Regions from separate parts of the Homo sapiens genome. Here all the other regions are linked to region 3. A link is a loop called in an ENCODE intact Hi-C map of the cell type or tissue named here. Cell type or tissue: PC-9. All regions are shown on one strand. Region 1 holds the start of MRGPRG (MAS related GPR family member G). Region 2 overlaps SLC67A1-AS (SLC67A1 antisense RNA). Region 3 overlaps KCNQ1 (potassium voltage-gated channel subfamily Q member 1). Region 4 overlaps KCNQ1 (potassium voltage-gated channel subfamily Q member 1). Region 5 overlaps TRPM5 (transient receptor potential cation channel subfamily M member 5). Region 6 overlaps CARS1 (cysteinyl-tRNA synthetase 1).

The links. A loop is a pair of places that touch in the nucleus more often than their neighbours do. Peaks named below come from ENCODE experiments on the same cell type or tissue, not always from the same donor. Only the 100,000 strongest peaks of a DNase experiment are listed, where the experiment ranks them.
Region 1: it touches region 3 in a loop (12-fold over the local background); 9 of 110 quality-filtered maps call a loop at or near these places.
Region 2: a loop joins it to region 3, with 16 times the contacts of the local background. A loop is called at or near these places in 110 of 110 quality-filtered maps.
Region 4: it touches region 3 in a loop (5-fold over the local background); 19 of 110 quality-filtered maps call a loop at or near these places.
Region 5: a loop joins it to region 3, with 32 times the contacts of the local background. A loop is called at or near these places in 98 of 110 quality-filtered maps.
Region 6: it touches region 3 in a loop (15-fold over the local background); 8 of 110 quality-filtered maps call a loop at or near these places.

The regions. Positions count from the first base shown.
Region 1 is chr11:3,214,802-3,219,801 of GRCh38, forward strand. MRGPRG (MAS related GPR family member G) reads right to left here and starts at 4,012. Exons shown (of 1, transcript NM_001164377.1): 1 at 3,143-4,012. The coding sequence starts at 4,012. The coding sequence ends at 3,143. It overlaps MRGPRG-AS1 (MRGPRG antisense RNA 1), which reads left to right and starts at 3,531. Exons shown (of 2, transcript NR_027138.1): 1 at 3,531-3,758. In PC-9, CTCF peaks have their summits at 2,546 (motif pointing left) and 2,782; a DNase peak (open chromatin) is centred at 2,500; H3K27me3 peaks cover 907 bases.
Region 2 is chr11:2,889,442-2,894,441 of GRCh38, forward strand. The region is part of intron 2 of SLC67A1-AS (SLC67A1 antisense RNA); the gene reads right to left. Among named protein-coding and RNA genes, the nearest start is that of CDKN1C, 6.2 kb to the left of the region's middle. RefSeq lists an enhancer at 2,394-3,193. In PC-9, CTCF peaks have their summits at 2,872 and 3,076; a DNase peak (open chromatin) is centred at 3,540; H3K4me3 peaks cover 1,435 bases; H3K27ac peaks cover 885 bases.
Region 3 is chr11:2,530,796-2,535,795 of GRCh38, forward strand. The region is part of intron 2 of KCNQ1 (potassium voltage-gated channel subfamily Q member 1); the gene reads left to right. Among named protein-coding and RNA genes, the nearest start is that of KCNQ1, 88 kb to the left of the region's middle. RefSeq lists enhancers at 1,901-2,010, 4,761-5,000 and a silencer at 2,767-2,927. In PC-9, CTCF peaks have their summits at 760 (motif pointing left), 963, 2,154 (motif pointing right) and 2,354; DNase peaks (open chromatin) are centred at 2,146, 3,136 and 3,656; H3K4me3 peaks cover 1,061 bases; H3K27ac peaks cover 1,143 bases.
Region 4 is chr11:2,690,087-2,695,086 of GRCh38, forward strand. The region is part of intron 11 of KCNQ1 (potassium voltage-gated channel subfamily Q member 1); the gene reads left to right. It overlaps KCNQ1OT1 (KCNQ1 opposite strand/antisense transcript 1), which reads right to left. Exons shown (of 1, transcript NR_002728.4): 1 at 1-5,000. Among named protein-coding and RNA genes, the nearest start is that of KCNQ1OT1, 7.4 kb to the right of the region's middle. RefSeq lists an enhancer at 2,785-3,652. In PC-9, a CTCF peak has its summit at 2,477 (motif pointing right); no DNase peak of the experiment used is centred here.
Region 5 is chr11:2,426,004-2,431,003 of GRCh38, forward strand. TRPM5 (transient receptor potential cation channel subfamily M member 5) reads right to left here. Exons shown (of 29, transcript NM_014555.4): 4 at 1,522-1,750. Among named protein-coding and RNA genes, the nearest start is that of TRPM5, 16 kb to the right of the region's middle. RefSeq lists a silencer at 2,196-2,490. In PC-9, CTCF peaks have their summits at 2,380 (motif pointing right) and 2,580; no DNase peak of the experiment used is centred here; H3K27me3 peaks cover 1,707 bases.
Region 6 is chr11:3,019,135-3,024,134 of GRCh38, forward strand. It overlaps CARS1 (cysteinyl-tRNA synthetase 1), which reads right to left. Exons shown (of 23, transcript NM_001014437.3): 11 at 1,086-1,198; 12 at 5-133. Among named protein-coding and RNA genes, the nearest start is that of CARS1-AS1, 7.8 kb to the right of the region's middle. In PC-9, CTCF peaks have their summits at 2,234 (motif pointing left) and 2,433; no DNase peak of the experiment used is centred here; H3K27ac peaks cover 483 bases.

The DNA of each region.
Region 1 (5,000 bases), 680 kb after region 3:
GACCACATCTCTTTCAATGGTCCATCCATCCATCCATCCATCCATCCATCCATCCATCCACCCACCCACCCATCCACCCACCCACCCATCCATCCATCCATCCACCCACCCACCCATCCATCCATCCATCCATCCATCCATCCATCCACTTATCCATCCATCCATCCATCCATCCATCCATCCATCCATCCATCCATCCACTTAGCCATCCATCCACTTGTCCATCCATTTGACAACAACTCATCAAGCCGCTTTACCTGCCAGTCCCAGGGAGACAGCAGCAAGTCAGCTGCTGGCTCTGTGCCCTCATGGAGCTCATCTTCTAGGGAGACACAGACACTAAAGAGGCAAACACAGGAGCGAATAAGCAGGGATGGGAAGCACATGACACATTGGACTGTGCTGGCTAGGGGTGGGGGCTGCTTGGGCACAGTGGTCACCGTGGGTGCTGACAGGGCAGGTGCACACTAGAGGAGCTGAGAATTCAGCTTCTGCTGCCAGGAAGCCCTGGGCATCACAGAGCAGGACAGACAGTCACAAGGACAGGCCCCTGAAGGTTGGGCAAGACAGTGATAGGGGCAGGGACAGCAGAAGGCAGCGAGGTGGGTGTGCCAAGGTCAGGGCGGGCGGGACACACCTGGAGGTCTGCAGAGGTGGGCCAGGTGATTCATTTGGCCTTGAAGGTTTGGGCGGGCCGCCCTCTGTGGAGACCTGGATCCCTGCCATCCGGGCAAGGAGACCTTGCCCTGATGTCTCTCACAGACCTGGGCTCAGAGCAGTCAGGTGACACGCTGGAGGTCACTCAGCCCGAGAAGAGCGGGCAGGACCGGAGCGAAGCTCCATCTGGGCTGTAGTCCAGCTTTTGCGGCTGCCTGGACCCAGACCAGCCCAGGGCAACCTTGTCCTTCCATGTGGCTGTAGCTTCTCCAGGTACAGAATTCGACCTGGTTGTCTTTGGGCTCAGCAGTGGGTGCCGGGGCAGAAGCCCCTCGCTCTCCATCTGTCTAGACTGGGCTGTTTGTCATGCGCCCCAGACACCATCAGCAGCCAGCCGCCTTCCTGTCCTGCTGCACACAGATGGATGGCCCCATAGGGGGCCCTGCAGCTATTTCCTGGGCTGGGAGGATGGGACAGATCCTGTAGGTTTCACCTCTGAAACTGTCCCCACCCTTATCCCATTTCCAGGTCTTTCAGGAAGGAGGCCACACAGCTCCTGGGGTCTTGTGTGAAGTGTCACAAGAATGAACAACCCTTCCCACCCTGCCCTCAAAGCCTAAGCCTCCCCCTGCCACCAGGGCTCAGGCTTTCCCGTCCCCCTGAGCCCCCCAGATGGCCTTTAGACCAACAGTGCTCACACTCCCGTCCCTCTGAGCCCCCCAGATGGCCTTCAGACCAACAGTGCCCACACTCCCATCCTCCTGAGCCCCCCAGATGGCCTTCAGACCAACAGTGCCCACACTCCCTGCTGAGCTTCCAGTCCTGAGAGCACGGTCTAGGGAGAACTGGCAGCGGGCAGGCGGGCACGGGACTTGGCGTGGCCAGAACACATTCATCCCGGGGAAGGAAGAAAAACCAGCAAAGGTGCGTGCCTCTGGGTTGGGGGACTACATGTAAGCTTTTCTTCTTTCCAGTTGTTAACCTTCTTCAAAGTTTCCATAAACGAGCAACGTTTTACTTTTCTAGTGGAAAAAGAACAACTTTATGCAAAGGCAGCTGCAGAATGTCCCACCCGGCACCAAGAGCACCCATTGAATGCCTTCATTTGGGCAAAAAAGAAAATTTCTGCAGGTCTTTATTTAAAAAAATACATAACTGGAGTGCTTTTCATCAAAAATGTCCCCATTTGGGTGGAAAAAAATTTTGGCGATTTCTCTTTTTAGTATTTTCCGTAGGGCTTGAATGTTTTAAAAATGACCAGAAAGTATTTTATTTCATGGTCAGAAAACACATCAAATGGTTTGCACTTTGGAAACTTGGATCCCCTTCCTTCCTTCCTTCCTTCCTCGCTTCCTTCCTCCCTCCCTCCTCCCCTCCCCTCCCCTTCTCTCTTCTCTTCTCTTCTCTTTCTTTCTTTCTTGCTTTCTTGCTTTCTTGCTTTCTTGCTTTCTTTCTTTCTTTTTCCTTCCTTTCTTCCTTCCTTTCTTTCTTTCTTTCTTTCTTTCTTTCTTTCTTTCTTTCTTTCTTTCTTTTTCCTTCCTTCCTTCTTTCCTTCTTTTCTTTTCTCTCTCTCTCTTTCTCTCTCTCTCTGTCTCTCTCTCTCTCTCTGTCTCTCTCTCTCTCTCTCCAAAGCAAACACTTGGGGCAAAAGCTCCAGATGATCCAGGGCTGAGGAGGGAGGGTGAGAGCAGAGGTGGGAGACGGGAGCAACCCGCAGAGAGCGGATGGCCCTGGGGACGCAGGAGAGGCCGGGTGGGGACCAGTGTGGGAGGGGATGGGAGGGGACCGAGGGGATGGAGGCTCCTGCATCCGCCGGCCCACGGGGCTGGGTCTGTTCTGTGCAGAAGCAGCACCACCTGGTGGCCTCTGCTGGTGACATCAGGCACCTGCCAGTCCTGGGCCTCAGAGAGGGGGACAGAGCCCTGGGTGTGGTCCCCGCGGGGTGGGCAGGACAATGATGGCTGAGCAGGGCGGGGAGTAAGGAGTAGTTCCACCTCAACTCTGTAGGGGGCGAATCAGAGCCTCAGCCAGCAGGTGGCATGGACGGCGCCCACCTAGCCCAGGAGTCCGGAAGCCTGGGTTCCAATCCGGCCACTGTGGGCTGGTGGCTGGCTCTGTTTTATTGTGCAGTTTTCTCCCCTGTGACTCAGGTGCAGCAGGGTGGGGAGGGGCCGGGTAAGGGGATCTGGGCTGGGCCTGGGGGCGTGGTGCCTGTCCTCACCCCTATTCAGGAGGCTTCTCCTTTCTCTCTCCTTGCCTGACCTCTCTCCAGCTCCATTTTCTGCCTCCCTCATCCTCAGCAGGCCTGGCTGGGGGGTGGTCAGGGCCAAGTCTCTCCAGCTGTGTCCAGCCCTTGGGTGCTCAGGGTAAGAGCTAGGTGGTGGGCGGGGCTCCTCCTGGTCCTGAAAGCATCTGGGTGTGGGGTGAGCGAGGGTCGGTGGGGGTGGGCACCTCCTGGCAGGCCCTGTGGGCGGGGCAAGCCCACTTATAGGAGACCCATGGGCAGGGACTGTCCCCTGGCACCCAGCTCGGCGCCCTCCCCCAGGGCCCTCCGCAGTACCGACCTCAGCGGCTCCCGCTTCCCGGGCTGTCGGCCCAACCCCGAGTAGATGAGGGGCTTGGAGCTGCTGTTGACGCAGGCCAGCAGCGTGGCCAGCGGGGAAAACACGGGCAGCAGGAAGTTCAGCAGGGGCTGCAGGCTCCAGTAGAAGACCGAGGGCAGGCCACAGAAGAAGAGCAGGAGCAGCGCGCCCAGGACGATGCCGTAGAGCCTGGGCCGCGGGCGAGTGGAGCAGCAGGTCACCCAGACAAAGAGGACCACGCCAGCCGTCCAGGCGACGCGGGCCAGCACCAGGAACCAGGTGACGCTGGCCACGTGGTAGCGCGGGCAGACCAGGGGGCACGCGCTGTTGCGCAGCAGGCCGCAGGCGTTGGCGGGCAGCGGCACGGCCGGCAGGGTCGGGGTCCACACCAGGGCGCAGAGGACGGCCGAGGCGTGTCTGGGCCGGCAGCCCTGGTAGCAGGCGGGGAAGAGGTCGGAGAGGCAGCGCTCCACGCTGAAGGCCGCCAGCAGCCAGAGCCCCACCGCGAACCACAGGAAGGTGAGCACGAAGTAGAGTGTGTCCTGGGCGCCCAGGGCAGCCTGAGCCACGGAGAAGCCCACACGGCAGGAGAGGAACAGGAAGTCGGCGGCGGCCAGGTGCAGCAGGTAGATGGAGAAGGGGCCCTTCTTGATGCGGAAGCCGAGGTTCCAGAGCACCAGCCCGTTACCTACCGGTCCCCCGAGGCCCACGATCAGCGTCAGGTAGAAGACCACACTGTCGAAGGTTCTCCAGAGGCCGAACAGCCCAAACATCCTGGCCGGCTCAGAGGGTGCTGGCGAGGGACCTGCAAGATGGAGACAGACATGGTCCTCAGGAGTCTTTTGTGCCCCCGCTGGGGGCACAGGGAGTGGCATCCATGGCCCTGCAGGTGCCCTCTGGGTGCAGCCCCTGGACCACCCTTCCCAGCGGCGGGACCTCAGCCGGGTCTCAGCCCTCTGCACCTCAGGTCAGGCGTGCCTAATGCCTCCCCATACCTGAGGGCAGGCCCTGGGCTCCTGGCAGGGTGGACTAACTTGCTGAAAAGATGTCCATGTCCCTCATGGATGTGGTGAGGGTGATGCTGCACCCTCCACCGTGTGCCAGACAAGGGTCTGCAGACAGAGGGAACGTGCATGGGGAACCCACGTGTGGCGCCTTCCTCTTCCCCCAGAGGTGGGAGCTTCTCCACGGTGGACCCTCATGGGGCTCCCACCTGGTGAGCCTAGACCAGCCTGCTGGCGAAGTCCCCTCCCCGGAGGGTCTCTGGAGGTGTCCAGGGAGGTGCCCAAAGGCAGAGGCTGCAGGTGGTCTGAGGAGGAGGGAGGAGGGAAGATGCGGTGTGAGGAGCTGGAGGGAGCCCCCAGCCTTCCCTGTGCACTCCTGGCCTAAGCAGAAGCTGAATCCCGGGGCTCATGCTGCCGGCGGTGCACTCAGGAGGCTGCTCTGAAGCCTCAAGCCAAGAGAGGGGCTTTGGTGATGGTGGCAGGGCCAGGGGGCCTCTCCAGGAGCCACTAACACAAGGGGAGGGGCAGATACAAGTGGCCACTTGCAAGGAGCGAGGCTGAGAGTCCCGAGGATGTTCTCAGAGTGCGAGAGAGATTGGCCACCGGAAGCTGCGCTGAAAGGCAGAGGGTCTCAGAGCAGCCCTTCCCTTTCCAGCCATCCCTCCTCCCCCAGGATCCACATGGGTCATGTTCTTAGTCCTGGGAGATGCATCAGGACCAGGCTCAGCAGTGGCGGCGTCAGCGGTGAGAGACACGG
Region 2 (5,000 bases), 360 kb after region 3:
ATGTGCTTTCTGGCGGGTGACCTCCACTCCAGTGCCTCCCCGGCTGCCCGAGGCCTCCCCTTCCCGGGTGTGGCAGCTGTACAGCTGCCTTGTCGGCATGTTCATGGCCCCATCAGGAATGTGTGCCGCAGGTGGCTTCACAGGGCTAGGAATGCCCGTCCTAGGTTAGGCCCAATCCCTACCCAGAGCCCCAGGGAACCCAAATTCTGGGACACAGGACACCCGGCCAGTGGGCCAATGGCCCCTATCAGGGAGTGACCAAGGACAGGCCGGGAGCTCTTCTTTCCCCTCTGACCCATGGTGAAACCTGCCTCGGGCCTGTTCCCTGGGTTCTGAGGCCCTGAGCTATCTGTCTTCAAACAAACGAAGGCCTCAAAGAATGTTCCATTGAGCCATGGGCCCCATATCACCCATCAATCACAAAGGGCTGGGGATTGCAGGCACAGGGTCAAGGTGGGTAGGAGGTGAGGGCTGGACACCATCTGAATCTGTGCTGTTCCAGGGCCCACTAGAGAGTCTCCAGGTACCCGGAGCCTGCCCTCAGCAGTACCACCCTCCCACAGCACCCCAGGGACCCTGCAAGAGGTGTCTGTGCCCTTCCCGGCTGCCTCCCCAGCTGCTCCCCAGGTGGTGCCCTGTGGAGAGGACCAGAGGGATATTATAAACAATGACAACACTTGCTGCCTTCATCTTGTGCCTGCTCAGGGCCCTGCCCTAACCCAGGGCTGGGCTCGTTGCCTCATTTAATCCTTCCAAGACCCCTGAGAGGGAGGTGTGTTCGTGCCCATTTTGCAAGGGAGGGGACTCAGGCTCCCAGAGGTTAAGCCACCTGCCTGAGGTCACTGAGACTTGAGGTTGGCCCTGCCTTTCACCCAGCCTGAGCCCCTCCATAGGACTTCTGTGAGGGCACAAGAAAGCAGGAAAAGAAAGAAGTCAAGGGCCCTGGGAATCTCCCCTGACATCTCCCACCCCAAGCCCTAGAGCCAGGGCTGGGCATCTGTGCAGGGTACAACCCTGCCCAGGGATGCCTGACTCTGGAAAGGCCACCCCTTTGGCCTCAAACCACATCACCCAGCAGCAGGTCCTCAGACCAGCCCTGGACAGGAGCTTGACTGGCTGTGCCCCCAAAGGCCCCAGAGCTCCCTGCCCCCACTGAGCCTCCACCTTCCCATCCATAAGATGGGGTGGGGAGTCATCCAGCCCAGAGGCCCCAGGGGCATGGGGAGTGACAGATTAACCCAAGGCCCCCCCTCCCGCAACAGGCGGCTCAGCACACACTTGGCGGGGGGCCATGCTGGGCCAGGAGAGCTCCCCCGCACCAGTTCCCCGCGCGCAAGGCTCGCCCCGCCCCCCAGGACAGGCTGTTCTTGGGGCGGCTGCCAGGCACGTCCTCCGCAGGTGCCGGCCTCCCTGCGGTGACGTGGCCACATGCGGCACAAGCTCCGATTACAGGGACTGCCTTGTGCTGGGGGTTCCGGCCAGGGGTCCTCACTCCCCAGGAACCGATGGGCGGAGCTGGGCAGGCCCTGAGGAGAGGCCCAGTGGGAATAGGGAACAGTCACCCCTGCTCCAGAACGGGACCAGGGGCTGCTTCCCTTGGGGTCTGGAAGAGAGGGACCCCCTGGTCCCAGCCTGCCTGAGACTGCTGGTTTCGGCACTGAATGTTCCAGGAAACCGAGGGCCACTGGTCATCGTGGGCTTCACACGGCGCCTTTCTGGGCTAGGAAGGGGGCTCCCGGGCTAGGAAGCAGGTACCGAGGAGGGTCTCAAGGACATGTGGGGACCTATGTCAGACACCCCTGCAGCCAGCTCTGAGCCCACCAGGCCTTTCCTCCTCTCCCTGCCAATCCACAGGACACAGACACAGGGGTCCCAGGCCCAGTGGCTCACTTTATCAGGGAAACAGCAGGAAAAACAAATCTGGTGTGAGCAGATCTCCCTTCCCACCAAGCCCCCTGACTTCCTGCTGGAGCTCGGGGAGACCCCTGTGACCAGCATCTCCTGCCTACGGGGGGCGCCAGGGCCTCAAAGCCTCTCCAAGCCACTCCCTCCCACCCTGCTTTCCACACCCAAGCCACAGCGTTCAGAGAAGCTCAGGGCCTATTTGAAATGCCAGAGAGTGGGGATGCCTCCAGAGAGGTGGCATGAGGGCCCCCAGATGCACCCCACCACTCCCTCCTCCACTGCAGGAGGAGGGGCCTGCAGTTACTGAGGAAGCCTCACCCCTACTGGGCCCTCGGGGGTGAAGGGGCTTCCCAGGCCTTGAGGGAGACTGTATTTCAGATGTCAGTTAAAAGCGCCTGCTACATGGCGTGACCTCTCTGAATCCTATTACTTTCCTGTGCAGGAAACTGAGGCCCAGAGAGGTGGAGTGACCGGCCTAGGGTCCCCCAGCAAGTCAGAGACAGTGAAGCCACCTCCTGCCCTGGGCTGGGGTCCCGCCCCACTGACCTCCAGGGTCAGAGAAGGAGGGGAGCCCCCAACACTTAACTCCTTCCTTCTTTCCTTCATTCCTTCCTCCCTCCCATTCTCCACCTCCTCCTGGCTGAGCTTTGAAGCCAGGGCAGTTGGCCAGACCGAGCGCAGAGGCCAGGAGGTGACGGCAGGCTTGCCCTGGCGGCCTCCCAGGTTAACACACTCCCAGGTGGCTGCACCCCACAGGCGAGGGCTGCTCAGAGTAGATGCTCAACCAAGAGGTTGCCCGTGCCCCCTTCCCCAGCCGCAGGGGCAGCCAGAAGCCAAGCAGCCTCCCGCCCACTGGAGCCTGGAGCCTGAGGGCTGAAGCTGGGCGCCTGCTGCCCCCTGGCGTCCCGAAACGGCACAGCCACCAGGACCCCCACCCACCTCATTCATGCCTCACACCTGGGGGTGACTTGGGCCAGGGCCTTGCTCTCTGGCCCCGAGTCCCCTCAAGTGTAAGATGGGGGCTCTGCCCAGTGTGGCTGTCCGGGCTGCAGCGGGCAGGAGCGCATTTTTCACAAACCCCAACACCCCTCGGATCTGGGGGTGGGGCGGTGTCACTCGCACCTCAGTGGGAAACAGCACGTGGGCCTCGCCCGTCTCCAGGGGGTGGGGGAGGGGAGACAAAGAGCCCGCTCTGCGGAGAGGTGGGTACCCGCCCTGCCGCCCCTCCCCCATTTCCTCTCTGCTCCCCCTGCCCCTCCTCCCCTCCCTCCTCCTTCCTTCCCTCCTCATCCCCAGCTCCTCCTCTTCCTCTTCCTGCCCTATCCCCCCGCAGGCCCGGCCGGCAGCCCGGCGCCCTCTGCCTTCGTTCCCGCCATTGGCGCTGCTGCCCGGAGCCCCTAGGTGACAGCCAGCCCCGAGGCTGCAGCCTCTGTGTCGGGCCTGCACCTGCCCACCGCGTGGTCACTGCCTGGGCACGTATGGACACTCACACCCTTCAGTCCTGAGCACAACTGTGCCCTGGCTGCTTCGGAACAACAAGGAATCATAGTCCTGCTTCTGGCTGGGAGCTGGGGGCCAGCAATCAGGGCAGCTGGGGAAGTGGTTAGGGAGGTGGCGGCACACAGGCCGAGCTCAGAGAGTGAGCAGAGAATGGGCCCAGGGGAGGGCGCTGGAGAGGGCTGCAGGGCTTGGGGCTGCAGCTCAGGAGCTGGCTTCACCTTGGAGGCTATCAGACCTGCTCCTCAGCATTGGCCCAGCAAGGGGAACAGTATGGGGAACAGGGGACAGGCACTGCCTGGCCAGCAGCAAACAAGTAGGCTGTGGAGTTGGGCAGAGCATCTGCCTCTTACTAGCTGTGTGTCCTTGGGCAAGTTGCTTAACCTCTCTGTGCCTCTTCTTTCTCATCTGTAAAGCTTCTGATGAGGCTTAAAGGGCAAGTCAGTATGTGCCTGGCACAGCGGCCTTCCTCTTGAGGATGCCACTACCCTCACCATCATCAGCCTCTCCCTCCAACCTAGAGGGGCAGGCAGGGCAGAGAGCTGCCACTGGCCACCCCTCCAGCTGTGCTGTAATGAAAACTGGACATTCACTCTATACCCAGAGATGTGGGCTGGCGGGGAGGAAAGGCACCTACACCCCTGCCATGTAAACAGGCAGGCAGGGTGAAAGGGGTTTGGTTTGTTTGTTTGTTTTTTGAGATGGAGTCTCACCCTGTCGCCCAGGCTGGAGTGCAGTGGCACGATCTTGGCTCACTGCAACCTCCGCCTCCCAGGTTCAAGCAATTCTGCCTCAGCCTCCCAAGTAGCTGGGACTACAGGCGCCTGCCACCACACCTGGCTAATTTTTGTATTTTTAGTAGAGACGGGGTTTCACCATGTTGGCCAAGCTGGTCTCAAACTCCTGACCTCATGATCCACCTGCCTCAGCCTCCCAAAGTGCTGGGATTACAGGTATGAGCCACCGTGCCAAGCCTAGGATGAAATGTTATCTACATGATGAGCAGTTTGGGCAGTGAACCCCACCTTTGTCAGAGTTCAGGACAGTCCATGGGATACAGGTCACTCCGACTCTCATGCATCAGTCTTCACGCCAGCCCTGAGTGAGCACTGAGGCACACGTGCCTAGCACCCAGCAGTGGCCCCATCCCCTAGCTGCTGGTCAGTACCAGCTGCCACTGCAGCACACCCTTTCTGCCAGGCAGCCTCATGCCATGCACTTGATGTGCAAATGATCTTGTCTAATCTTCACAAGCATCCCGTGAGGCAGGGATTAACGTTGTCCCCATTTCACAGATGGGGAAACTGAGGCTCAAGAGTTCCAGACCCAGGCAAGCCCTGGTCAGTGGTGAAGATGCCAGCCTGGTGGGGCTGGCTGCAGAGTGCTGGGCCCTGTCATAAGCACAGGCCTCTGGCACGCATGCTGACTGCTGGGGATTTTAAGATTGGGGCCCCCCTGCTGAGCCCTATCTACAGCTGCCCCCTTCCCTGGGTTACCCCAGGTTTTAATTTGAAGCAGTTAGTGAATTGAGCTTATGTGGGGTCTTATTTGTATTTGCTTTTGGGTTTTTGCTTTTTGGGGGAGTTTTTGGGTTTTAT
Region 3 (5,000 bases):
TTATGCATGGCTGTGTTGTGTGTATTTATGTATAGCTATGTGTCGCTGCGTGTGTGTACCTATGTGTATGTACGTGTGTTCATGCCTGTGCTGTGTGTGAGACGTGAGATCCTGCCTGTCCCATCCCTCACGTACTAACCTGGATCTAGGTGGTTAGCCCCTCGCCCCCAGGTGGCCTGGGACTTGCCTGGTTTTAAATGGAGCCCCGGTGCTAACGTGAGCCCACCCAGGTGCTCCTGCCCAGCCAGGGCTGTCTGTCAGCACCACAGCGTCCAAGTTCAGGTCCTCACTTCCTAGGTGGTTATCTCCCAGGCAGCTGGGAGGGCGAAGCCTGGAGAAGCCTGCACCCAGGCTGGACCTGCAGGGACCTTCAGACGTGCCCTGGGCTCCACATGCCCGTCTGCAGCTCGAGAATTAGACGTGCCCTGGGCTCCACATGCCCGTCTGCAGCTCGAGAATTAGACGTGCCCTGGGCTCCACATGCCCGTCTGCAGCTCGAGAATTAGACGTGCCCTGGGCTTCATGTGCCCGTCTGCAGCCCTAGAATCACCAGCAGCACCCCAAGGCCCCCATGCGGCATCTAAACCAGGCAGGGGACAGGGGCATGGAGCAGACCAGGTAGGGTTGCTCCCTAGGATGCAGCCCTGCCCAGGCAGGAGGGCAGACCCTACACAGTGCTGAGCTGTGCCCCCAGGGAAGCCTCCAAGATGGTCCTCATCCCAGCAGCCCTGCCCACTGTCTGCGCATCCCTGGGGTCTGTGCGCCACCTGGTGGCTATTTGCTGAACTGTGGCCACAAACCCCTGGTCAGCAGGAACCGGCCCTTTCACTGCCCTGCAGCTCCCTCTCCTCCGGGGTGGCATGGCAGAGAAGCAGCCCGTGGCCCCAAGCATAGAGCCCCCTTTCTGCTGTAGTCCCCCTTGCAGTCCCCTCTGCCTTTTCCACTGCTTGGAAGGCAGAGAGACCCTGGCCGCCTCCCTTGTCCCTTTATCTGTCATGCCAGCTGCCTCCCTGCCACACCTTGCGTCTCACCAGGCAACCCTGCAAACAGCAGCTGGGGAGGACTTTCTAAGACAAAAACCTGATCATTCCAGAAGCTCCCTGTGACGTTTAGGCTACATTCCCCAAGGTGGTGCCACGTTCAGGCCCATCACCTGTAACACTACCCACCCCACCTCACCCAGCCTGGGCTCACTCACTCCAGGCCAAGCCTTGGACATTCCTGGCTGCCCCAGGGCCTTTGCAAGCCCTCTTCTCTGGACCTGGCTGTCCTCGGGAGTGTCAGCACTCAGCCTCTTGTCAGGTTTCAGGCCTCTGCTTGGCACTATCCTGCACACCATCCCCGCCGACCTGCCCTGTTCTGGGTTCATGGGGCTCTGGGAGGCTCACAAGCATCTGTCTGCCTCAGGCCATTCCACACTCCCTGAGGGTGGGACCCCGTGGCTGCGCTAACCCCACAAGCTCTGCATGGCGCTTCCTGGCCGTGCATGTCCCTCCCTGCATCAAATGCATAGGCCAGAGTTGCCCAGCGAGGATGACCCAGCTTGGTATGTGCTCCCGGCTTCAGCTGCCCCTGCGTGATGGAGACACCCTCCCACTCGCCTTGCCACACTTCCCAGCAGTCTCTCGAAGCACTGGCCGCGTGGAAACAAATCCTTCAAGGGGATTTGAGGGTCCAGCTGTCACTCAGTCATGGCCATGGTGGGGGCACGTTGGGGACACAGCAGAGAGTGAGGCAGCCGTGGGCCTGGCCTTGACAGGCGGATGTACAGACACATCAGGGCCGAGACTGAGGCGTGGGCTCTGGGTGGGGAGACAGTGACCACTTGCTTGGAGGAGGGGGCGCTCAGGTGGGAGGGGCACAGTGAGAAGGAGGTAAGCTGGTGCTGGCGGGGCAGGCAGGGACCCCTCCCAGGGCTCACAGCTTCCAGCGGACAGCAGGCACAGGGCTGTGGGGATCAGAGCACAGGCAGAAGTCACCTGACAGCAGGTTCCCGAGGCTTCAGGCCTGGAGGAGTGAGGACGGCTGTTGGGTTCTTGATTCCAGCAGAGGGAGGCTGTGCAGGGTTGCAGGAAGGACGGTTGGGGGCGCTTCGGGGAGGTACGAGAAGCAAAGGTGTTTGCAGCCCTTGGGGCCAGGCGGCGGGAAGGCCTGTAGACGCCAGAGGGCGCTCGTGCTACATGCAACTCAGGAGCTGCTGGCACCCGCCAAGGAGTGCTGAGCGCGGGGAGCCCAAACCACAGCCTTGGGGAACCCAGGAGGGGCCGGGCGGGTGCAGGACCCGCATGAGGGATTCCGAGAGCACGATGTTTAAATGTTGGGGGAAAAAATGGATCAAAGCGATGTGTTCCCAGGGAGCCCCTGTTTTCTCGTTTCTTTTCGTACGCCCAGCTTTGCAGTGCCAGAAAGCTGTTATCTCAGCACTGCTAAGGAAACCCCAGCGCGGCCTCGGAGGGATTAGGCATTCTGCTGAACCAGGGATATGCGGTGGGCCTGAAAAAGCCATTTCGGGAGGAATCTGGTCTCGGCTGGGGTCCGGCCGGCACCGTGAACACCACGTGAACACCACGTCGGAAATCTGCTGGGCAGGGAGATTTCCTCAAGGCCTCCCAGGGAGGAGAGCCACTTCCTGGGCTGCAAAGAGGGCCCCAACCTGGCTTCTGAATTCAGAGGGGGCTGTGTGTGCACGTGTGTACGTACGTGCATGTGCACGTCTGTGTACCCATGTCTGTGGAAGTGGCACACGTGTGCATGTGTGCACTCAGTGTACGTGTGCGTGCCTGTGGGTAGCTCCGTGCGCACATGCGTACACATATGCCTGGTGTGTGTGTGCACACGTGTGTCTGACGTGTGTGTGCTTTGCGTGTTCTTGCCTGGGAAGGAGTTCCCGGTTTGGGTGGCTCTCCTGTTTCTTGCCGAAGCCAGCTGCTGCTAGAAACTGGCCCCCTGCTCTCTGCAGTAAGAGACCCTGCCCTGGCCCAGGTGAGGGCCTGGCTTTTGTCTCCAGGATCACAGCTTTTGTCAAACTCCACACAAAGAGAGAGGCACTCAAAAGCACAACACAAACACGGCTAGTCCGCGCCTTTGGTGGTGAACATACCAGGGAATTGTCCTGCAATGCCTGTGGTTAAAAAACCCCGTGAGCTGCGGCCCCGGAGGCCTAGGGGATGAGGTCATCGCTGCGGCTTCCTCCCCTCTGCTGAGGCTCCCTCCGCCCCGCCCGGTGGCCCACCCCTCCCGCCAGCTGCAGCCTCCACTGCCTGGGTTTCTGCTGCGCCTTCAGCACACAGCGAGGCCTCAGTTTCCCTCCCAGCTCAGAGCAAGGCCTCAGTTTCCCTCCCAGCAGCAAAGTGAGACCCTGTAGGGAGTCTCTGGGCCTCCGTGACGGCCCTGGGCGGCCCTCTCTGTGGAACAAGGTCGGGTCCTGTCCTCAGCGCCCTGGCCTCCACTTGCTCAGGGCGCCCGCAGGCCCGCAGGTCCTCACCTGGTGTTTTTCACCTGGGACCCGCAGCTGCTCTGATGAGGAGCCTGCTCTGCGCACGGCCTGGGGCGGTTTCCCGCAGCACCATTTCTGCCGCTGCCGGGAAAAGACGCAGAGCAAAGGCACCTTTGCCCAGGTTGGGGAACCAGTGGGTGACTCAGGATTTTCCTCCACCCACCCCGAGGTCTGACTCCCTCTGCAGCTGCCGCCCGCTGAGGGTTGTCTTCCTCCCTGCCTGCCTCGCCCTGCCTGGTGAGCTCCTATGGGTCTGACGAAGCCCCGTCCTGCACACTTGCTTCGGGGGCAACTCCCCACTAGACTGGTTGCCCAGGGACGGGGGTACCCACTCCCTCCTCAGGGCTGCAGGGTGCTCTGGGAAGAGTTGTGTCCCTCTGTGGGCCTGTGGGCTCACTTGCCTTTTTGTCCCTGTCACTTGGGAGCTACCCAGCTAAGACCGGTCCCCACCACCCAGGCCACTCTGAGGCTTCAGAACGCGGTCGTCTTCTCCCTGGCAGGGTTGTTTCCGCCTGCATTTGTTCAGCCAGCAAATCTTTATTAAGCACCTACTGTGTGCCAGGATCTATGTGCAAGCAGCCCATGGGCTCATGAAAGGCAGAGCTGGACTGAGATTCCGCACCCCTGGGATCCTCACTGCAGGGCCCTGTGTATGTGCGGGCTGGAGCCCTGGTTCCTGTCTGCACTGAGCCCCTGGAGCTAGGCCCAGAGGACTTGACAGATGTGGGCCCTCTGTCTGCACAGCCCCCAGGGCACGGGGTGGCCTGCAGCTCTGCCCAGCCAGACTTCAGGTCACTGCCCCATGAGCCTGTAGGAGAAACTTCTCACTCATCTGTCCTGAGACCTGCCTGGAGCCCACCCCAGGGAGACAGAGGCTCTCGGAGCCTGTTCAGGGTGAAAGGACGCTAGACACTGGCCTGCAGGCTTTGGGCGGGTAAGGGTAGCGAAGGTGAAAGTGGACCAGGGGCAGGTGGAGCAGGGTAGGCCCAAGTGTCTGTCTGGGGCAGCTGGGGACACCCAGGTGGGCTGAACTTCAGCTGCCACCCAGCTTCAGCTGCCAAGGCTCCTCCCGGGTCAGGGTCGACCCCTGATGTCCCGGCAAGAGTTCCAAGAACAAAGGCTCAGAATCCACCAAGCGGAACTTGAAGCCACTGCCCTGTGGGGACAGGAGAAGTGACTTGGCCGGCTCTCCGGAGCCCAGTGTTGATCACTGAGGACCACCGGATACAAGTCCCTCCTGCCTTCCCCTTTAGTGACACTGAAGCTGTTGAAATCCCCATCCACCAGGAGCTCCTGGTCCTGGGGAGCCCTGTGCAACCCACTCACTGCCTTTCAGAGCCCTGTGGCGTCTCTCTCATGCGCTGGCCGTAGAGCTTCCTGAAAGCATCTCTATCACCCACTCTGCACCTGAGAGAGGGCGGTCAGGTGACTGGTACCCCCTGAAGACCTGGGACCAGGCCCCCTGCCTCTGGGAATCCATCAAAATGCTCCCTTCTGAGGCCGC
Region 4 (5,000 bases), 160 kb after region 3:
AGGGACAATCGCTCTTCCGGGGTTAGAACTGGGGGAGCAGGGACAAAAAGCGGGCAGCCCTCCCCAGCATGACAGGATGTGGAAGGCTGGTCTCTCCAGAGACTGGGCTAAACTCTGCTGTGTCAAGTGCCTGGTGACCTCAAGCAAGTCATTCCATGTGGCTGAGCTGCTCCTTGCTGCATCTGCACATATGTGTAGTGTCTTCCTCCCTGTAGGATTGTCACAAGGATTAAATGATGTCAAGTCTGAGGCTGCCCTGCAGCTGCTGTTTCCACTACTTGGCATGGAACATGTGCCAGACCAAAAGAGCTATCTCTCTCCCTGCGAAAGGCTGGGGTCCTGGGAGCTAGAGCTGGGTTAAGATAAGAGCAGAGACTGGGTCCTGGGAACAGCCACTGGGCCCAGTCGGGGGGGTCTCAGCACCTATCACAAAGAAAGTGCCACTGGGCCTAGGGAAGGACAAGAAGTAACATGTCAAAGATGGGACAGAACCCACCTCCTGGCAGGGAGTGGGGCACACATATGTGCATGTTCATATATGTGTCAGAATGCGTATTTGTCAGTGTATGTGTGTCAGTGCACATAGGTATAGGGGCTGTCTCTCAGAATTCCTGAGGGCTTTCCATTTGATCCCAGTGGTTGAAGATGGAGTATGATCCCAAATCCCTTAGGTGGATGTGGCCTGGCAGGGGGTCAGCAGGAGGGAGGTCCCTGTCTCCTTGGCTTCCAGCTTCCAGGCTCTGGCACTCCCACTGTTAGGAACAGGTACCTTTAGGGACACAGGAGTGTAAGCCACTGTTTCCGTCTGGGTTTTGTCATGTGTAGGTCCCAGCGGCTTTAAGCCAACCTGAAAGGTTCATTTGGGAGTCACGGGTATGTGTCAACAAAAGCCCACCAGACCATCAATGAAGTGGGCAAAAGCTCTGGGTGAACTCTTGGCTCAGGTATCAGGATATGCTGGGTGAGGGAAATAATGGAGGCACCTTTGTTCTAGATGCCTGCAGATTCCTGACAACAGTAGGGGTGGAGGCTGTGCAGACCTGGTGCAGAGTCTGTGCTGGCCTCTGGCCTCTCACAGCCTTGGGAGGGGTGCTCAGAGCTCAGCTGTGTTTAAAAATTAGCAAGTGGAGGAGTTAGAGGATCTGCAGTTAACCCCTTGAGTCTCGGAAGGCTGTTTGAGCCACTAATCAGGAAGGAGAGCTGACAAGAAAAAGGCGATGTCTCACCCCTGAGCTACAATCCACTGCACTTACAGTGACCACCCATCCTGACATCTTGGGCTCAGGCCTCTGGGTCTGGGCATAGAAGCCCAGGAACTGCTGTCTGTGGGGAGTCCACTGAAGCTCCCTGCCCCCACTGAGTCTCTGATGTTGACAGCCTCTTTGTTTTTTCATCTCAGCCTATTCAAGGCCATTTTTCAGCTTGCTTGGCTTTGCATTAAAGTTGGGGGGATTTCTCTATCCTGAGGTTATGAAATACCTCAGCAAGGACGAGGCCTCCCTGAGGGAGTCAACCTAGCTTGTTCCCTGCACGTACTGTGGGGAGGTCCTCTTTACCGCCACAGTTCCAAGGGTGAAACAGAGAACCAGGTGGGGAAGGGGTCTCTCCCCATCTGTCCAGGGGAGAGGCAGCCCACAGGGAGCCACACAGGCAGGGGACATTCCACTAGGGCCATTTGCAGGCCAGTGGCCATCCACTGCCAGCAATCAGAGAATCACAAGCACTGGATCCAATGTGACCTCTGCCAGGACCATGACCCCTAGGTCCTCTTTTCCATCCCTCCAGTTCTCCTGGCTTTCTTGCCATCTTTCTGGCTCTATCCTCAGTCTCCTTGGCAGGTTTTCCCTTCTGGCATGGCCACTAAATGCCAGTGCCTTTCTCTATGCAAACCATTTCCCTAAGCTGTTCCCTCAGCACCAAGGGCTTCCAGACCACCTGTGAGGCCCTGACCCCCCAAATGTCTCTCCAACCCAGCCAGACCCACATTCCAGTCACCTGCCCCCACCTCCTCTCCACAGCCTCCATCATTTTATAGCCCACTCTACTGAAGGCCCCTGTCCTTTCAGTGTCACCCATCCTTTCAGTGGCACAAGTCAGAAGTTCTGGGGTCATTTCCGATACACCCGCTTCCTCACCACCTGCCCATCACCTCAAGCCCATCACCAAGCCAGGCTTACTTCACCCATCCATAGTTCTAGAGGTTCCCTGCTTCCCTCCATCCCTATTGCCACTGTCCTGATAGGCCACCATTTCTCTGTACTGCAGGCATCTCCTAACTGGCATTCTCACATCCCCTGCCCCATTCCAATCAATTATCTACTCAGTGGACAGACATCCTTTCAAAGTTTAGAGACCTGTGGGTCTTGCTTAATCCTGCAGCTGCCTTTCTGGTAGTTCAGATGCTTGGCTTCTTTCCATCCCAGGTGCTCACAGGCTCCCTACCACCAGAGGGCCCTTGGCCTGCCCCTGCCACTTTCCCCAAGGGAGTTTTTCAGACCCCAGGCTAGTTCCAGTGGGTTCCTGCTATACACCTGCTGTGCTCCCAGGCCTCAGCACTCCCCTCAGGGTGCAAACGGTCCTTCAACATTAGTTAGTCTTTCTCCCCTTTGTCCACTAACCCTGGGAGGGTAGGCAGGTCCCTGCTCCTATCAAATCCCTCCCTCTGGGCCAGGGTCTAGTACCTGCTGAGTGTTTGACAAATATTTCTTGAATGACTGCATCCCTAACATGAGGCAATGATCATTCCCCTGCCTGTTAGACATAATTCACTGCCTGGGAAGGCACTGTGCTGTGTAGATGCAGCAAGCTGGCTAAAATCAACTGTAGCATGGCCTATGTCCCAAGCAGGTTGTCCTGCCCATACGCTCAATAATGAGGCCCACTGAACTCTCCTGGTTTCCAGAAGCCTCATAAGCAAGCACGCTCAGTGAAGGAACAGGAAGTCCTTTCTGGAGCAGGGGGAGAGAAAGGCATCCAGTTAGCCATAGAGGGGAATGGCTCCTTACTCTTTAAGAGTCATTTGCCCCAAGACTACTTTCTGTCAATCACCAGATAGCCCTCAGTCTACACTCTGTGATCCACTCATGAATATCTGGTCTGGCTCTGCGTTCCAGTCAGACCCTTTTCTGAGAGGACCACAAGTCATAGCCCAGGGCTACCTGTACAGCTACCAGGCTTAACAACTCAGATGCACACCCTCCACAACTGCTCTTAGCACCCACAGGCCTGGGCCCTCTCTCCCTGCCCTGAAGCCAACCAGACCCTGGGTGGGGGCCGAGTCTGGCCAAGCAGCAGTGTGTGGAGCTGGGCCTGGGCCTAAGCTGGGAATAAGCTTGTTTTGCCAGGCGCTGGCCCCCCATCGAGTCCCCATTCTCTAATGCTAATTGCTACAATTAGCAGGAGAAAGGCCTTTTAGATCCATTTCTTCTCCTGGCTGAGGCCCGGGCTGCTAGGGAGGTTGAGCCCAAGGCTTTTCGGAGGAGCAGGGATTCTTCCATAAATGAGGCCACATTTAAATTGCAAACAAGAGCTTCGCCCAGCCGTAGGAAAGGCTCTGGGAGAAAGGCTTTTAGTTCCGCAGACAGAGCAGCCAGAGACTGGGTGCGCTCCAGCCTCATGGGCCTTCCTGGCTGGTGTGACTGGAACCCTGGGTTATACAGGCTCCTGCCAGTAACCTGGACATGCTGGGGCCGGCCAGTTCAGAGGAGCATGGCACAGGCTGATAAAGGCACCGGAAGGAAAGGCAGTATTAGAGGCCACCCCTTGCCCTCCCATCCAGGCCTGCTCTGAGGGAAACCCTACTCGTCCTCCTCCTGGAGTGTACTGCAAACCTGGATCCGGTATCCGCTGAGAACCACTCATTCATCAGTCTGCACTAACTGGAGAAGGTGAGCAGGCCCAGCCCGGCCTCTCTAGGCCACCTCCAACTTGGTCAAGCCACAGGTGCCCATGCCATAGATGGCTGAGGGACGGCAGCTGACACGTAGTTCCAACTAAACCTCTGGGTGGCAGCCCATAGGTTGTGGGACTGGAAGTGCTTGCCAAACAAATTATACTGCTGACCAGGGAAGAGGGTACTCTGATTGGCCAGGCCTGGGCCAGGGTCTTTCTCACCGAGGTGGTGAGGCTATAGGTGTTAGATGTGGCAGGATGCAAGCCAGGGCCTGCTGCCTTTAAAGAGCCACAGCAGAGACACCATCCCAGTCCCAAGAGCTGTTCTAAGGAAGTGGTTGTCATCTGCGGTGCCCCCCAGGGGACATATGGCAATGTCTGGAGATATTTTTGGCTATCATGACTATGGGAGAATTACTAATATCAACTAGGTAGAGACCAGGCAGGGTGCTAAACATCTTACAATATAAATGACAGCCCCTCACAACAAAGATACATCCTGTCCCAAGCATTACCAGTGTGGCTGGCTAAGAAACCCTGGTTGCAAGGGGTCAGATTTTGACATGCTATTTGCTTTCTCACTGAGTTGTGAAAATGGAGGCACACTTTCCTGGCCTGGCCTCTTCCTTCGTTCAATAAATGAATGAAACCATTCAACAGAAATCTGTGACACACCCACCATGTGCGGACCCTATACGGAAGACAGATATGCTCTCTTGGGGCCTCTCTTCCGGTGGAAGAGATAGGCAGCCAACAAATAAGTAGATGTCTAAGGAACTAGAAAAGCGTAGCCTGTGCTTTGCAGAGACTCGAAAGGTAGTCGTCAGCTAGTGAGTGACTGAAGGGGATGACAGATATGGCAGGTCAGAGCAAAATTTCCTGTGAGATTTAAATAAGAAGAAGGAATTGTCAAGGGAAGATCACCAGAAAAGACAAGCCAGGCAGAGGTGGTGAAGGCCTTGGGGCAGGAGGGATACTTGGCAGATTTAACAAAGAAGAAGAAGGCTGGCAGAGCCAAAGCTCAGTGAGGGAGGACAGTGGTCAGAGAGGTAAGCAGGGCAGATCTTGTAAAAACCTGATGGAATTTGAATTTTATTTCCTAGAAATAG
Region 5 (5,000 bases), 100 kb before region 3:
GCCTCTTGGAAGTTCTGGGATAGGACATCCGGGAGTACCCTTCAGCCTGGAGCTCGGCAGTGCCTCCCTGACTCTATGCAAGACCCCCGGGACGACCAGCAGCCATCAGAGGTGGAAGCAGCCACAACCAAAGCTCTGGCCCTTCCCAGGGCCCACAGCACCTCCTTCCTCCCGAGGACGGGACAGAGCTGGGCACCCAGCAGCTGAGGTCAGGGAAGCCGAGTAGCAGCGTGGGGCAGCCTCACCTTCCTGGTGGCCGCAACCACCCCTTGCCCCATGCCCAGGCTCGGTGCCCCCCGCCCCCGCCGGCCAGCCCAGGGACTAAGGAGGCATTTGGCCAGGTGCTAGGCACCAGGCAAATGGGCCCAGAGGGAGGTGATGCAAACAGCTGGGATTTGCATGAGCAGGTGCCCAGGTCTTCTGCACCCCTCCCTGTGCATCCCAGGGTGGGGCAGGGAGCCCGGGACAGCCAGGGGCCATCGTGACCCCTGGCCAGAAGTCCACCCCAGAACTCCCAAGAGGCAAAACTGAGGCAGCCCCCCAGACGGTGAAGGCGCTGGGGCTCCCAGGGCAGCGGGGCACCTGTAGCCGCAGCCAAGAGCCAAATGTGGCTTCCTGGGCTCCCCAAGACCAGCTCAGGGCAGAGCTGGATGACCAGGCCCTGGGGTCCCAGCCCCGCTCATCCCCACCAGGCTGTGTAACTTTGGGCAGGTCCCTCAGCCTCCCTGGGCCTGCCTCATTTGTGAGATTTGGGGGAACGGCCAGTCACAAGGGGAGGGTGCCAGAAAGGTCCCTGCGTGCAGCAGGCTGGAAGTCAGCTGTGTGTCCTTGTGTCCTCCCTATGAGGATGCCCCATCTCCCTGGGCTGCAGTGGAGGACACGGCTCAGGGAAGTGGTGGCAAGAGGACACAGTAGTGACCTGGTGACCCCAGACCCCTCCCACTGCCCCACTCCCTTCGCCCTCAGCTTCTGAGCCGCACCTGCCTTTGCAGGCTGCTGGCCAGACACTGCCCCTGAAGTCTCAGATCCAGAGCCCGTGGGGCTGGCCCTCCTGCCCAGACCCTCTTCCAGCACTGGGCAGCCCCTTCCAGAATGCCCCACCTCACCCCAGTGGGGCCGGCCCTTCACAGCCCAGGGAAGCGGGGATCCTCCCTGCTAAAGATAAGGAAACTGAGGCAAGAGGCAGGGGTGTGGCCAAAGCCGCACTGTCCTGGTCCCCACTCCTCTCATGCCCACCTGCCCTTCCCACCTGGGAGGAGGAGGTACAATCCTGCTCCTTCTCCCCACCTGGGCTGTCAGCGGTGTGAGGGTCCCTACCTGTCTGCCTTCTCCCCAGCACCCTGACACGCGGCTGCTGGCCAAGGCGCGGGTGGAGCCGTCTGCCTACCTTGCAGGGTGTGCCTGTGGGCCCAACTCTCAAGCCTCTCCTCCTCCTCTTCCCCGCCCACAACTCCTGGCACCTGGGCAGCCAATGCCAGCCCTAGGGAGCTGGCCATGAACCAACACAGGGCACCACCTCACCTGCTCCACACGGCCGAGCCCACAGGCCTGCTGTCTCCAAAGCCACCCAGACACCAAGGGCTGGCCGTCCTCAGGTGTGATTGGCACCAAGGCCCTGGGGGCATGTCCGATTTGACTGGGAGAGGAGACCCTGTGTGGACGTGGCTTCTAGGCCACTTAGATTGCTGTCGTTGCCTCCTTTGGCGATGTCTGGCGGGGTGGCCCGGGACCGATGCAGCTGAAATCCACCCTGAAATGTGATGGGACAGGGCTCTTCACCTCAGTTTCCACAGTAAGTAGGAACAGGAGCTGCCTCAAGAGCACACGTCTCATGCCGGGGTGCTGGGCCCAGCTGTCCTGTGGAGGACAGGGAGGCAGAGGGACTGTCTCCTCCCTGCTGTGGCCCTGCGAGGCCGTGGGGCATCGGCCCCCATGGTGTCTCATCTGTGCTGGAAAGGCTGCACAGCCGTGGGCCAGCTGTGAGTGATGTCCATTCACCGGTCAGCACCAGGGATGCTCTGTGAGGACTGTCCCTGCATCCGGAGTCAGGACAGGGTGCCAGTGGGACAGAGTGTGCCTCTGGAATCCCGCAGTCCTGGGATTGGATCCTGCATAGCTGTTGAGCTACTTAGCCACTTGGGCCTCAGTACCTTGGAGTGTCAAACAGGGACTCTAATAGCCTGGCTTCTGGGAGGTTGCAGGTAACACATGAGGAGAACAGAGCCTGGGGGATACCTCTGTGTGCCCCTTCCCAAAGAGACTCCAAGGACCCCCTGTTCGGGGCCCCTCAAACCATAAACTCCAGGAATGGTGGGGGACAGTATCTGGGACTTGCTCTCTGGGACCCTGGTGGCCTCTCTAGTCTGGCCTGTCAGCCACCAGAGGGCGCTAAAGGACCATGGGCAGAGTCTGAGGCAGTGGTGGTAACGGGTGAAGGTGATGGTGGTGGTGGTGATGATGGTGGCAGTAGTGGTGGTGGTGGTGATGATGATATTGATGGTCATGATGGTGGTGGTGACAATGATCATGGGGACCGTGCTGATGGCGGTGTTTGTGATGATGGTGGCGGTGGTGGTGATGGTGGTGGGCATGAGGGTAGTTGGGGTGGTGATGGCATTACCGTTGATGAGGGTGGTGATGATAGTGATGGTGATGGTGGTGGGAATGATGACGAAGATGATGATGATAGTGGTGCAAATGGCAGTGGTGGTGGTAGTGACTGTGGTGTTGTTGATGGTATTAGTGCTGATAAAGGTGGTGATGATGATGATGGTGGTGGGTGACGAAGGTGGTGGTGGTGATGATTGTGGTGGGGATAATGGTGGTGATGGTGGTTATTGCAGTGGTAGTGTTGATCATGGTGGTGGTAGTGATGGTGGTCATGATGTTGGTGGTGTTGGTGTTGGTATTGGTGTTGGTGATGGTGATGGTGGTGGTAATAATCATGGGATGATGATAGTAGTCATGGTGGTAGTGACAATGGTGACAGTGGAGGGGATGGTGGTGGTGATAATGATTGTGGTGGTGATGGTGATAGTGTTGGTACTGGTGGTGGTGATGATGGTTGTGGTGGTGGTGATGATAGTGGAGGTGGTAGTAATGATGATGGTGGTGGTAGCTGGTAGTGGTGGCAGTGGTGGTGATGGTGATGATTGTGGTGATGGTGATGGGGTAGTGGTGGTTATGGTGGTGTTGGTTGTTATGGTGGTAGTGATGATCATGGTGGTGGTGACTATAGTCACTGGTGATGCTGGTGTTCATGGTGATGGTGATGATGATAGTGGTGGTGGTTGTGGCAGTGCTGCTGCTGATGGTGGTGGTGATGATGAGGGTGATGATGACAATGAGTATGATGATGGTGGTGGTGATGATCGTGGTTGTGGTGTGTTGATGGTGGTGTTTATTGTGGCGGTGATGATGATAGTGTTAATAATTGTGGTGATGTTGGTGATGGTGGTGATGGAGACGATGATGGTGATGATTGTACTGGTGGTGTTGGTGATGGTGTGGTACGATGGTGGTGCTGATGGTCATGATGGTGGTGGGGGTGATAATGATCCTGGTGGTGGCCATGGTGGTGTTTTTGATAACGTGATAATGTTGGAGATGGTGGTGATTGTGGTGGTGATAATGGTGGTCATGGTGATGGTGATATCAGTGTGGGTGATGTAGTGGTGGGGATGGTTCAGATGTTGGTGATGGTGGTGGTGATGGCAGTGATAGTTAGGATGATGGTGATGATGATGATGGCATGGGTGCTTGATATGGTTTGGCTCTGTGTTCCCTTCCAAGTTGTAATCACCATAATCCCCATGTGTCAAAGGCGGGACCAGGTGGAGGTAATCGGATCATGGGGGTGGTTTCCTCCATGCTGTTCTCATGATAGTGAGTGAGTTCTCATGAGATCTGATGGTTTTATAAGCATCTGGCATTTCCCCTCACTCCATCCTGCTGCCCTGTGAAGAAGGTGCCTCTAAGTCTATGGAGTTGGGGGGCACAGTCCTTCATCTATCCTGGTCCTTCCCTCCACCTCTGTCTCCTGGACACCCAAAAAAACTGCAGAAGTTCTTCCCCAGCCAACTCTGGTTCAGTGCCAGGTCATGTTCCTCCCCGCCTACAACCTTCCATGGCTCCCTATTACCCTGACAATAAAACCCAAAGAAGCCTTGGAGCCTTGGCTTCTGGTGATCTGCTAGGATCACTTTTCCTTGGAACTCCTGCTGGCTCCCTCTTGCCACTCAGATACTGGCAGAACCTGGAGTGGGTGCTGGCTTGCACTCACTCCATCCTGCTGCCCTGTGAAGAAGGTGACTTGCTTCCCCTTCATCTCCGTCATGATTGTAAGTTTGCTGAGGCCACCCCAGCCATACTGAACTGTGAGTCAACTCAACCTCTTTCCTCGGTAAATTACTCAGTCTCAGGCAGTTCTAATACAGTGGTGATACTAGTGGTGGTGGTGGTGGTGGTGGTGGCTGGTTGTGGTAATTACAGTGGTAGTGGTGATGGTGGTAGTAATGATGATGATAGTGCTGGTGGTGATGTTGGTGGCAGCGGTGAGGGTGGTGGCGGTGATGGTGACGGTGTTGATGGTGGTGGTGGTTTTGGTGGTGGTGATGTTGGTGGCAGTGATGAGGGTGGTGGCAGTGATGGTGACAGTGTTGATGGTGGTGGTGGTTTTGGTGGTGGTGATGGAGGCGGTGTTGGTGTTGGTGGTGGTTTTGGTGGCGGTGATGGTGATGGTGTTGGTGGTGGTGGTTTTGGTGGTGGTGATGGTGGTGTTGATGGTGGTGGTGGTTTTGGTGGCGGTGATGGTGATGGTGTTGATGGTGGTGGTGGTTTTGGTGGTGGTGATGGAGGTGGTGTTGGTGGTGGTGGTTTTGGTGATGGTGACGGTATTGGTGGTGGTGGTTTTGGTGGTGGTGATGGAGGTGGTAGTGATGATGGTGGTCATGTTTATGGTAGTGATGACAGGGATGATGCTGGTCGTGGTAATAGTGGTT
Region 6 (5,000 bases), 490 kb after region 3:
CTACCTCCGACTGTGCCAGCTCATTGTCATGGTGGGGGAACCGGAGGTCGAACCCACCTCCGTGAATGTCCATCGAAGCCCCTAGGAGGGTGCCTGCCATGGCCGAGCACTCGATATGCCAGCCCGGACGACCCTGGAGAAAGCCGAACACACAGTGACTGACCAGCCTACCCGCTTGTCCAGGCCTTTATCACTTATCACTCCAAGTTGATGGCCCTTACATCCTCTGAACTTTATTGGAACAAGCGTTAAATCCCGCACATGAAAAGACTAAGGGAAGGCTGGGCGAGATGGCTCACACCTGTAATCCCAGCACTTTGCGATGCCGAGGCAGACGGATCACCAGGTCAGGAGTTCAAGACCAGCCTGGCCAACATGGTGAAACCCCGTCTCTACTAAAAATACAAAAAAATACAAAAATTAGCTGAGCATGGTGACGTATGCCTGTAATCCCAGCTACTCAGGAGGCTGAGGCAGGAGAATTGCTTGAACCGGGACTAGGAGGCAGAGGTTGCAGTGAGCTGAGATCGCGCCACTGCACTCCAGCCTGGTGACAGAGTGACACTCTGTCTCAAAAAAAAAAAAAAGACTAAGGATAGCCTTCTTTGGTGAAGTTCATAAACCGGTCCTATGTGGGCCGAGGTTTAGGTGAAGTTACTGAATTACATCCAGACCTCTGAGCCCTTGACAGCTGCAGATGGTCACGCCCCTTCCTAGGGTACCCTGCAGTCAACAACTCCTGTCACCGGGAAGATCAGAACGCATCCTACACCCTGGGGCCTGGAATACTCAGAGTCACAGAACACAAGAACCAAGAAGCCTCCATGGACGTCTACTCTGATCACATCTCCACTTACAGACCAGAAAACAGAAATCCCAGGAGGGAAGTGATTTGTCCAGAGACTCAGGGAGTCTCCATGATGTCCAGGTCCCCGGGGCCAGGCAGCCTGTGCTGCACCAGCACCAGGCTCTGGCCCAGTGACAACATCCTTCACACACAGAGCGGCCCTCTGCTGGGGGCCTGAGAGTGTGGCTGGCGCCAGTGCCCCTGTCCAAGCCCCACACCTTCTAGGCCACTCGCTCACCTTTCCCCAAGGGCACGGCCAGGACGGTTCTCCGGGCTTAGAGGCCTTCCATAAGGCAAAGTCGTTGGGAGAGCGCTTCTCACTCAGGCGGTCTGCAGAGATGCTCAGGTCACCTGCAAACACGAGGGACGCCAGGCAAGGTCACTCAGCAGCACCCACAGACCCACATGTCTCACTTCAAGGCCATCCACGGTGCCTAATGGGCAGTCCTTCTGACTAACTTCTGTTTATTAACTTGGCTCAAGCATTTCTTCAAGTTAACTATGTATTACCAGATTCTGGTGTTGACCCAGTGTCTAGATTTACAAAACGGTACATAATCCCCAAAGTCACCAGCTTATATACCTGGCTGACTTGAGGCCACATCTGGGGTCTCCGTAAGACATTCACCTTCCTGCTGCCTTCTCACAGCATTAGCCCACCAGTGTCTAGGACAAGTGATAAGAACCCTGGGCTAAAGCTAGGAGGTGACATAGTGGTGCAGCCACTGGGGCATGGCTCAGGGATCCTGCCTGGTTCATGCGGGTGGGGTCAATATGTCAAGGGCCCGCACAACTATCTGCTTATGGGTCCCGGGGGATACAAGGATGCAGCTAAGCTGCTGTGTACTACTGCAGGGAACCTGGTGGCAGTGCAGTGGTGAAGGGGACATTTGCTGTTCCTGTGTATTTATAAGGGGAAAATAGGTGAAGGAAACTAAAGAATAGTCCAGGAAGGCCATAAGAAAAGGGGAGTACTGCTCTTGGCACAAGTTCTATTTCCTGGACAAAGCCAATGATCACCTGGCCAACAAAAACAAGACTGTCTATGCCTTGCCAGAGGGATGAGAAATAACCCCTTGGTGAATTCCATGCATTGACTCGGTGACACTCAGCCACCTGACACTCAGGGTACAAGGCGGTCTGAGTCCCCAGAAAAGGAATGCACCATCACTGCAGATTTCTCTCAACAATACATGCAGGACCAATGGAAAAGATTAGCTGCTGTGAATAAAGAAACCTGTGAGCCAGTCCAAAGGTCACGCAGAGAATCACCCTTTGTTCGATGAATGGGCAGAGCAGAGGTCTTCACTCTAGGCATAAGGTTACCAGGACCCACGCCAGGTCTTGCCCGGCTGCTGCAGCCTTTCCTGGTCCCTGGTCTAAGGGCTGCCTTAGGTGCTGTCACCCCCTTGTGGAGGAAGAACAGACTCCATCTAGGGTTCTAACTCAGGTGACCCTGAAGAAGCTGCAGTGAGATCTTTCCAGGTGACAAATCCACTTTTCAGGAGCCTAATCAGGCAACAGACCTAAGCTGCCCTGAGAAACAGAGTCCAGAGGAAAAGCACCGCTAAATATATTTTTCTAAACACCAAGTTCATGATTATAAAATATGTACTAAATGTAGAATATTTGAAAGATAAAAAAAGAAAACTAGGAAAAAAATTGCCATTATCTTTTAACCTAGGAATTACTACTGTTACCATTTTGGTATACTGATTCCCAGATTAAAAAACAAACACACAAAAACACAAAAAACCTCTGCAAGCAAAATCCAGATCTATCCACCAACACGGAAGGCCGCTGTCCTGGCTTCCTTCTACCTCCGCACTGTTCTGCCACTGACAATTCCGCAAAAGCACAATGTGATATGGCCCATGACATTCGCTTTTAGATGCTCTTTGATAGAAAATATACATTCACGTTTTCAACTTTTCATTATTATGAACTTACTCATGAAAGTTTATATCTGATTTTTTAAAAATACGCTTTGAAAAAATTGATAACAGAGAACACAGGACCCTCCCCACAAACACCCTATCCTTCAGCAAACATCACACTGCAACTGCCCTCATAGGGTTAATGAGAATTCCAAGGCAGGCTATAGGCAGAATGATGAGGCCGGTCACTGGCCAGGTGCAGTGCACGTCCATCCGCTTCCCTGCAGCTCTAACTGAGAGTCACATAGCACGCTGACCACCTGCTCCACCACTGTTCCTAGCGATAGAATCTCTAACCCTGGACCTTTTTACCAAGAACTGCTTAAGGTATTTTTTGGATCCTGAATTCCAGCAGGACAGCTGTTGCCAACTGGTCTGAAGACCTGCACCAAGGAACTGACTCGTCGCAGAAATGTGGTTTACCTCCCTGTCCCATGACTTCGCCCCTCACTTCCCCAGCAACCGGCAATCCCCATCACCTGTCCAGAGCAATTAAAAACCCCTCCCCAAATCTCAGGGAGGCGGATCTGAGGTTTCCTCCCATCTCCATTTGTCCACCATACAATTACTACGCTTCTTCTACGGCAACCCCTGGTATCCCGGTATACTGACTCGCTGTGCATTGGGCAACAGACCTATTATGGTTACAACACAATGTCTTTCAAGTTTTCCTTCTTGGTTTCATTTCCTGTCTCTCTCCCCAGAGGCAGAGTGAGTGTTTCTAGCTTTGACCCTACAAGCATGTTCATACCAGCACAACAGGGTCCTGTTCTCTCCCACTGGGGGAGCTTCCTCCCTGCACTAGGCCTTCCTGCCACGTGCCTTCCCGAGTGGTCTGCATGGCCCATCTGCCTCTGGTGGGTCATCTTACTTGGCGGAGTGAGGAGCTGTCATCATCTAGGACCACTTGGGCCCCAGCATCACCCCTCCCCTTTTCCTCTACCATTAGAGTCCCCATGGCGAGGAGCACATGACTGCACAGAGCTAAGGCTACACTCCTTATGACTCCCCATGGTGGGGGGAGGTTGCGGGGGTGGTCATGTGCCCACGTCTGATCACTGACTGTGGAGGGGTGGAAATCCATGTCCCTCTTTGGTCCTGCATATTGGCTGTTAGATTCTACTCCTGTTTCCTGGAACTTAAACCAATGCTGAAGTCATTCTGGAAGAAAATGGGCCCAAGAATAAATGGTATTTAAGAAAAAGACCCTAGATGGGGCCAGATAGCAAAATTCATCATAAAGTGGTGAGTCAGTGTGCTCTAGCTGCCTCCAGAACATTCCTTCACCACGTGACCTGAGGGCACTGCTCCACTTACCACTCCCACCTTTCCCATGTGCTGCCAGTTCCCTCCCGGCATCTAAGTGTCAAATGCAGTGCGAGTTGTTCACGGCTTCCTCTAAGGACTTTAAGAAATGCTCTACTATATCCATAGTTACATTCCATTTTTGTCTTGTTATTCAAACATACATACATACATACATACATTCAAACACACACACAGGATCTTGCTGTCAGCCAGGCTGGAGTGCAACGGTGTAATCACAGCTCACTACAGCCTCGACCTCCCTGGCTCAAGCAACCCTCTTACCTCAGCCTTCTGAGTAACTGGGACTACAGGTGCATGCTACCACACTCAGCTAATTTTTAAAATTTTTGTAGAGATGCGGTCTCACTACATTGCCCACGATGGTCTTGAATTCCTGGCCTCAAGCGATCCTCCTGCCTCGGCCTCCCAAAGTGCTGAATTATAGGCATGAGCTATAATTCAGCCCTAATATGTTTTTCAATCTTCTACTTTTATTAATCAAACTTGCTAAGGGTTCTTCTATATTATTTTTTGAGAAGAATCAGCTTTTGGCTTTTACAATTGTTTCTGTTTCTTTAATCTCTGATTTTACTTTATTTCCTCCTATTTCTTTCTACTTCTTCTTGTTCCTTTCCCAGCTTTTTGACTGACTGCTTAGCTCACTTATTTCCTTTTTTTTTGTTTGAGATGGACTCTTGCTCTGTCACCCAGGTTGGAGTGCAGTGGCACGCTCTCAGCTCACTGCAACCTCCGCCTCCAGGGTTCAAGCGATTCTTCTGCCTCAGCCTCCCGAGTAGCTGGGACTACAGGCATGCGCCACCACACCCGGCTAATTTTTGTATTTTTAGTAGAGATGGGGTTTCACCACATTGGCCAGGCTGGTCTCGAACTCCTGACCTCGTGATCCG